Regions from separate parts of the Homo sapiens genome. Here region 1 is linked to region 2. A link is an interaction called in ENCODE POLR2A ChIA-PET data of the cell type or tissue named here. Cell type or tissue: K562. All regions are shown on one strand. Region 1 holds the start of LOC124904334 (a long non-coding RNA gene). Region 2 overlaps NFATC1 (nuclear factor of activated T cells 1).

Evidence for each region. ChIA-PET counts read pairs that join two places held together with the same protein. Peaks named below come from ENCODE experiments on the same cell type or tissue, not always from the same donor. Only the 100,000 strongest peaks of a DNase experiment are listed, where the experiment ranks them.
Region 1: POLR2A ChIA-PET joins it to region 2 with 5 read pairs; 5 of 35 experiments call an interaction of 5 or more read pairs at or near these places.

What each region holds. Positions count from the first base shown.
Region 1 is chr18:79,433,369-79,437,368 of GRCh38, forward strand. It overlaps NFATC1 (nuclear factor of activated T cells 1), which reads left to right. Exons shown (of 10, transcript NM_001278669.2): 3 at 211-370. It overlaps LOC124904334 (a long non-coding RNA gene), which reads left to right and starts at 380. Exons shown (of 2, transcript XR_007066426.1): 1 at 380-4,000. In K562, no CTCF peak of the experiment used is centred here; no DNase peak of the experiment used is centred here.
Region 2 is chr18:79,518,225-79,522,224 of GRCh38, forward strand. The region is part of intron 9 of NFATC1 (nuclear factor of activated T cells 1); the gene reads left to right. It overlaps LOC102723506 (a long non-coding RNA gene), which reads right to left. Exons shown (of 3, transcript XR_935689.3): 3 at 1,097-2,201. Among named protein-coding and RNA genes, the nearest start is that of NFATC1, 120 kb to the left of the region's middle. In K562, no CTCF peak of the experiment used is centred here; DNase peaks (open chromatin) are centred at 1,731 and 2,088.

The DNA.
Region 1 (4,000 bases), 85 kb before region 2:
AATGTTTCCATCTTAGAGAACTGGCCGGGCCGTGGCCACAGGTCACGATGAGTAAGCACTGCATTGACACAGGCTTCTCCATCTCCATGTCAGGACGTGCACTCGCCGATGAAGTGTCCACCCAAGATGGCGACGGGTGAGCACGGGCACGTGTGGCCCGGGCGAGGTCTGTGTGGTGCTGAACGCCTCCTCTGCTCTGTTCCCTTCCAGCCCGACCCTGCCCGCCCTGGACTGGCAGCTGCCGTCCCACTCAGGCCCGTATGAGCTTCGGATTGAGGTGCAGCCCAAGTCCCACCACCGAGCCCACTACGAGACGGAGGGCAGCCGGGGGGCCGTGAAGGCGTCGGCCGGAGGACACCCCATCGTGCAGGTAGGCACTGCGGCCAGACTCGCACGTCACTTGGTGCTTTTGTGGTCAAAAAGTAACTTTGGAGCCACAGCTAACTGTGCTTAGACTCTCCCAGCCAGGCCAGCTGAATGCTCTGTCGTGGTTAGTCCCGGGCGGCTGCTCACCGCCTCTGAGCTGGAATGGGAGCATGCCACAGCTCCTCCTGCTTCCACACGTGCAGGCCCTCTCTCGTTGTTTTCAGATTTGCCCGAAGCAGCTCTCGTATCCGTGGATGCTGCCTGTGGTGTGGATGTTTTGGGGGTTGATTCTCCCCTCTCTAAAGCCTCTGAACTTGGAGGCAGGAGTTCTCACCAGCAGCACCAGCCTCGCCTGGTGGGGGACCCTCAGAAATGCAGGTTCTGTGGCCCACCCAGGCTTGCAGGATCCCATACTCTGGGCTTGGGTGCTGGGGGGCACCAGGGCTCAAGGTGCTCCCCGAGGAGAGGAGGAGTGGCTTCCAGAGCGGGCCTGGGCCTGGCAGCCACATCCCTGCCGGGGTAGGCCTGGGCCTGGCAACCCTGCAGCCGCGTCCCTGCTGGGGTGGGCCTGACTCCCCCGGGCTGTGGTGTGGCTTCCTCACCTTCCTCACACCTTGCGGGAAAGCCACGTGGAGTTAGGCTGTCGAGGGAGGGGTGTAATGACCGCGCCAGGGACGGGCAGCGTCTGCACAGAGCCATGCTCCCTCTGCACCCCAGGTGTTGATGTGGATCCCGGGTAGCCGTGGGTGTTGGCATTTTCTTCGTTCCACCTGTTACCTCGTCAGCTATAGGCCCCAGGCCCTAGATCTGCTGCTTTGGCAGCCACAGAGCAGCAAGTGTGTCCAGCCCCAGGGCTCCAGGCTACGCGGCAGCACAGAGGATGTTTTCCGAGCACACCCCAACAGCAAAAAACCGGGTGCCCCAGCCCCGTTATTTAGGGAATGATGCAAGCCGGAAGGGGTGTTCAGCAGAGTGCCTCGTATTTTTATTTTCTTCCATTTAGATAAATAGTGGAGAGAAGGTGGCCGCAGGGACAAATGGCTGTTTGCCAACGCAGCAGCCGGCGGCAGGGAATTAGCGGGCAGGGCGCTGGGGTGAGGCGTTTTCGCCAGCACTTGCAGATGATGTTAATGTGATGTTTGTGGCCTGTGTGCTTGATGCCAATTAGTACCTCCCTCGTTGGTGCTTGAAGCAAGGAAATGCGGGAGACACCTGAGCGCACAGTGGCCCGTTTGACATTTAAAGTCTCCACCCTCCCAGGTGGGAAAGGTCAGACAGCGCTGCACCACGCTCCGTCACTGCAGGCCTGCACCTCCCCATCCCTGCCTCGGTTTTTACTGACCGAAAGCTTGTTATTGCTCAGTGGGAAGGATATTAGATAGGACAAGAAACGAGGCTGTGAAAGGAGGAGTGGAAATAAAGCAATAGAGAAATAATGGCCCAGTCCACCCTATTTGCTGTAAATTATGTCGGTGAGGGGCACTGACGTCGCCCTTTTCACTGTATCTGGATGAGGGGCGGGTGTAGGAATCGAGGCTGTTACTTGGAGGGTAAAGCAGGACCATGAGTGTGGAGAGAGCTCTGAGGTTTCTGTTTGTTTTGTTTTTTGGTTTGTTTGTTTTTTTTTTTTTTTTGAGACGGAGTCTCGCTCTCACCCGGGCTGGAGTGCAGTGGTGTGATCTCAGCTCACTGCAACCTCTGTCTCCTGGGTTCAAGTGATTCTCCTGCCTCAGCCTCCCGAGTAGCTGGGACTACAGGCAGCCCTGGGTTTTAATGGATGTATTTTCACCTGCCTGTGAGTAGCGCCGGTGCCTGGTGCCGCCCGTCTCTGCGGACACAGCTCAGTGCTTGGGTACTCTCCCTGCGTCTTCTGGAATCTTCTGGAATCCCGTCTCTGGTTCTGCCATCTGGGTGTCTTGGGCTGAGGGTGCAGAAATCTATCAATACAGATGCCACTGAGAGGATCCAGGTGTTCTGGAGGACTCAGGAAACTTGAAACAGTAATTAAAAATATCTTTAAAATGTACCCTCAACAATTATTCCAAATCAAGTGGCCCGTGTGTGCGCAGCAGCGACACGGGAGAGGCTGGCTCTGCGTTTCCACAGAAGGAGCCCTTTCCATTGAAACGCGGGAGAAAACGGTCCCCTGCACGGAGAATGTCAGGAGCTGTCAGCATATCTCATTTGTAGAAATTAGTAATTTAAAGAGTTTTGTGATGTATCTGTGGCAGAGTGGATTTCTGTCTCTGCAAGTGTGAGGTAAAAGCAGCTAAAAAGAGGGGGTTTTGGGGGTTAGTTTTCTCTTTCAGTTGGTGGACCACAAATTGGATAAAAATAGAATTTGTGCATAATTTAAAAACAAACGAGAATAGAAAGCTCTCAGTTGCCGTGGAAGCTCCTCGTAACCGCAGACGTGCCCTCGGTGCCGTCGGGTTATTTTAGTACATCCTTTGACGCGGCCCCTTTCCCGCTTTTCAGAAACGAGGCTCATCGCACTGGCCTGGGGGCGCGAGGACGAGGCCGTGGGTAGTGGGCGCTGCGGGCGGCTGGTCAGAGCCACTGGGAGCCGTTGGGAACAACTGGCGCGGGAGTTTCCTGCATTTGAGAAATGCTGTTCTCTTCGTTGTGAATCGTCTGTCCGCTGCATCTCAAAAAGCTTGTCCAGAAAATTAAAGCCCGCTGTCTCCTGCAGTGCAGCTGAGCCCTGGAGGGTGGCGGGGGGCCGGGGGATGTGGGTGTCAGCTCTCGCGGCCAGGGGCACGCTGTGCCCCCGCGCCCGGTATCCCCGTCCTCCCGCACCCGGCGTCCGCGTCCTCCCACGCCCGCTGTCTCCGTCCTCCCCATCCCCATGTGTTTCGCAGTTGGGAAGTGAAGCACGTGAGCAGAACGCAGCACCTTCTCTCCAGGAAGCATTCGGAGCATGGACTCTGGGTTAGGAAAGGGTGTTTGCTCCTCTGGATAGGTGCTCGCTCTTACTTGTGGGTGCTGAGGGGCGTGAGGGGGTCCGGCATCCGGGTACCTGTGGGCGCTGAGGGGCGTGAGGGGGTCCGGCATCCGGGGCTTCTCCCATTTAGGGCCTTTCCTTCAGAGGGAAGGAGGCCAGCCCCCTCCAGTGAGCACTGAGCGTGCCCCCTGCCGTCTCTGTGGGGATGTCATTGTTCCCACGCCGGGGAGAGACCACCCCAGGCCAGCCCCTATTCTTCTGGCCACATTGCCATGATCACACCGTCCGCACCCTGAGGCCACCCCCATTACGGCTGCCACGGCGCTAAAAACACCAGCATCAAAGCAACAGGGCCGTGGTTTAGCCTGGAAGAGCGGGGCCCTGGAGCCGTCTGCGAGGGGGTCTGGGTGGTTCAGGATGGCCGGCAGCCCCTGGTGGACGTGGTCCCTGCGGGGTCTGGCGGGACCTCGGCCATGGTGATGGGTGCGCCCCCTCTGCAGGGTGGGGCCTGCGGGTAAGGACAGTCCCGCCCCCTGTGCGTGTGAGGGGATAGTGGAGAGAGGGGTCTGGCGTGGGCCTCACTGCTCCTGGGAAACCAAAGATGAAGACGCCTGCTTAGGACTCACCTTGCCCTGGTAGAACAAGTGACTCAGACAGAGCCTCCCAGAGGCTTCTGGCCAGGCAGGGAGT
Region 2 (4,000 bases):
CTTTTCCCATCGCTTTCCCGGTCGACATTCATGGCAGCCGCTGCGTCCAATGACAGGCACAGTCAATTCTTTGAGACAGAAAGGGAAGGACAACACTAATGTCCCCATGAACCCCAGAAACATGAAGGAGGGGCACACGCCCACAGTAGAACATGTGGAAGCTGAGTGTGGCAGTGTAAAGGGCGATGGAGCCCCCGGGCCCAGCATGTTTCGCGCTGCCTGCTTGTGTTCTGATGGGCGGTAACTGAAGGTCCACCAGGAAGTGCCTGGCACCCCCCCTCTCGCTCGTGAAAGATGCAGATCAGAGCACCTGAGAGGGTGTCCTTGACAAGTGTTTTGTCACATCGTTCAGCCATATAGAAAACAGACTTGGAAAAATCTGAGATCCCCCAAGGAGCCACCGCTCATTGCCCAGGGCGTGGCCCACAGCAAGGCTGCTCCTGCCCCCGCTACTCACCGCAGTGTGAGGATGGGCTGACCTGACCGCCCAGTCCTGTCTTCAAAACGAGACTAAGGGTAGCACCCAGCTCCAAGGAGAGCTGTGCCGGGTGCTCTGGAGGGGTGTTAGGACCCCTGGCACCCGGTGTCCCTCAGTGGACGGCCGTTGATTCTGTAACAAGGCGGCCAGTGCCCACGGTGCAGGCAGGAGGCACCTTATCCCTGACTTGGGCTCCGATCCAGGAGGAAGTTGTTTCTCCGTGTGAGATGCTGAAGAGTCCGCCCATTCACAGAGCAGAACGGGGTCTCAGTCAAACCTCTTCCCACAGATTAGCCCCCAGGATGTGTCCTGAGCCCTGCAGGACTGGGCAGAAGGTGAGGATGGGCCCTTCCAGGCTCCCTTTTGCTAAACCTTGTTCTACCAGAGCGTTCAGGTGCAAAGACCTCGCCTCAGAAAGGCTTCAGAGCCTCCGGCGGCTGGCAGGCTGCTCACAGATCTCCGAACCATGGTTTGAACAAGGCAGCAGGAAAGTGGGAGAATTTTAGTCTGAGAAGATTTGGAAAATCCTTAGGAATTGCTGACTTCCAAGTTGTTTCACTACCATCTGAAAAACCCTTACAAGGCTCGGGCTTTCCTGGAAAACAGGAGATCAGGCTATTTATTTTTTATTTTTTTATTTTTTTTCCTGAGACAGGGTCTTGCTCTGTCACCCAGGCTGGAATGCAGTGGTACAATCTCAGCTCACTGCAGCCTCAACCTCCTGGGCTCAAGCCATCCTCCCACCTCAGCCTCCCAAGTAGCTGGGACCACAGGTGCACACCACCATGTCTGGCTAATTTTTACATTTGTTTGTAGAGATGGGGGGTGGTCTCACTACATTGCCCAGGCTGGTCTTGAACTTTTGGCCTCAAGTGATCCTCCCGCCTTGGCTTCCCAAAGTGCTGGGATTACAGGTGTGAGCCACCATGCCTGGTCTTAGGTCAGTTTTTAAAACAACAGCAAGATTTTTTTTATGTTGTTTCTGCCATGTTTTAGGAATTGCTTTTCCTCCCGGGGCTTGCATGTTTAAATTTTTATTCTCAGAACGTTGAAGGGACGCACTGCATTTCAGGATCCTGGGTCTCCGTCCGTGAAGGACTTTCCTTCTGTGGGTCTTTCCTCTTGCAGCTTAAAGTGGGATTATTTTCACTTTATTCAGAGGCCCTGTTAGTCACAGCCAAGCACAGACGTGCTCGCTGTCGCTCCTTTGCTGGAGTCGGAAGTAGGACAGTTGGTGATAAAGTCCTGGACGGGCGAGATAAGTGGCATTGGCAGAGCTCTGTTGTCCAGACAGCAAGAAACCGGCTGCCCCCAGGAAGCGGGGATGGAGGGCACACACCAGGAGAGGGGGCGTTTTGACCGTCGGCAGGGGTGCCACTTGGAAGTCAGATTTAAAATGGAATCAAAACTGGTAGAATGAGGGTCTGCAGGGGGAAACTTGACGGAGCCCATCAGGCGACAGCCTTCTCGAAGCCCCTCCGGGCCCCTCACGGGAGGGGATCCCCCGCTGCGCTGCCGGGAGGTCCGGACGAAATGTTGGAGCTGGAGAGTCGGCAGCCCTCGCGTGGCGTTGCTGCCTCTGCAGATGCCTCCGGAGGGACTCGGTGTGTCTCGGTGTTGATTTCAGAACAGGGGAGATGCTGACGTGTCCCGGTGGCTCTCACAGCACAGTGGAAGGCGAGTGGCAGCTCCGACATCCTGCTCCGCTGGCGCCTCTGGCCACCTGCCTCCCCCACCCCCACATAAAAAAAGTTTAAGGCACATTTAAGCTAGTACCGGAGAAATGACTGAAAAATAAGTATAGCCAAGCAGCAGAAGACTCTGTGTGTGGGGGGGGGAGGGTGCATCCACCACTAATGTGTGTCCGTGTGTGTGGGGGCATCCGCTGATGTGTGTGTCTGTGTGTGTGTGGGGGGGGCATCCACTGATGTGTGTGTCTGTGTGTCGGGGGGGGCATCCACTGATGTGTGTGTCTGTGTGTGGTTGGGGGGCATCCACTGATATGTGTGTGTGGGGGGGGGGCATCCACTGATGTGTGTGTCTGTGTGTGTAGGAGGGGAGCATCCACTGATGTGTGTGTGTGTGGGGGGGCATCCACTGATGTGTGTGTCTGTGTGTGGGGGGGGGCATCCACTGATGTGTGTGTCTGTGTATGTGTGGGGGGGGCATCCACTGGTGTGTGTGTCTGTGTGTGTGTAGGAGGGGAGCATCCACTGGTGTGTGTGTGGGAGGGAGCATCCACTGATGTGTGTGTCTGTGTGTGGGGGGGCATCCGCTGATGTGTGTGTCTGTGTGTGTGGGGGGGGGCATCCACTGATATGTGTGTCTGTGTATGGGGGTGGGAGCATCCACTGATGTGTGTCCATGTGTGTGTGGGGGCATCCGCTGATGTGTGTGTCTGTGTGTGTGTGGGGGGCGTCTGCTGATGTGTGTGTCTGTGTGTGTGTGTAGGGGGGGAGCATCCACTGATGTGTGTCCATGTGTGTGTGGGGGCATCAGCTGATATGTGTGTCTGTGTGTGGGGGGTGGAGCATCCACTGATGTGTGTCCATGTGTGTGTGGGGGCATCCGCTGATGTGTGTGTCTGTGTGTGTGGGGGGGGGCGTCTCCTGATGTGTGTGTCTGTGTGTGTGTGTGTAGGGGGGGAGCATCCACTGATGTGTGTGTGTGTGGGGAGCATCCACTGATGTGTGTGTCTGTGTGTGTGTGGGGGGCATCCACTGATGTGTGTGTCTGTGTGTGTGTGGGGAGCATCCACTGATGTGTATGTGTGTGTGTGGGGGGCATCCACTGATGTGTGTGTCTGTGTGTGTGTGGGGAGCATCCACTGATGTGTATGTGTGTGTGGGGGGGCATCCACTGATGTGTGTGTCTGTGTGTGTGGGGGGAGCATCCGCTGATGTGTATGTCTGTGTGTGTGGGGGGGGGGGCATCCGCTGATGTGTGTGTCTGTGTGTGTGGGGGGGGGGGCGTCTGCTGATGTGTGTGTGTGTGTGTGGGGAGCATCCACTGATGTGTGTGTCTGTGTGTGTGTGGGGTGCATCCACAGATGTGTGTGTCTGTGTGTGTGTGGGGAGCATCCACTGATGTGTATGTGTGTGGGGGGGGGCATCCCCTGATGTGTGTGTCTGTGTGTGTGGGGGGGGGGGCGTCTGCTGATGTGTGTGTCTGTGTGTGTGGGGGGGGCATCCACTGATGTGTATGTCTGTGTGTGTGGGGGCGTCTGCTGATGTGTGTGTTTTGTGTGTGGGAGGTTGTCTGCTGTGTGTGGGGAGGGGGCATCTGCTGATATGTGTGTCTGTGCATGTGTGGGGGGGCGTCTGCTGATGTGTGTGTTTTGTGTGTGGGGAGGGGGCGTCCACTGATGTGTGTGTCTGTTGGGGGGGGCCGTCTGCTGATGTGTGTTTTGTTTTGTGTATGGGGAGGGGGTGTCCACTGATGTTTGTGTCTGTGTGTGTGTGGGGGGGTATCTGCTGATGCGTTTTGTGTGTGTGGGGGGGGGTGTCCACTGATGTGTGTGTC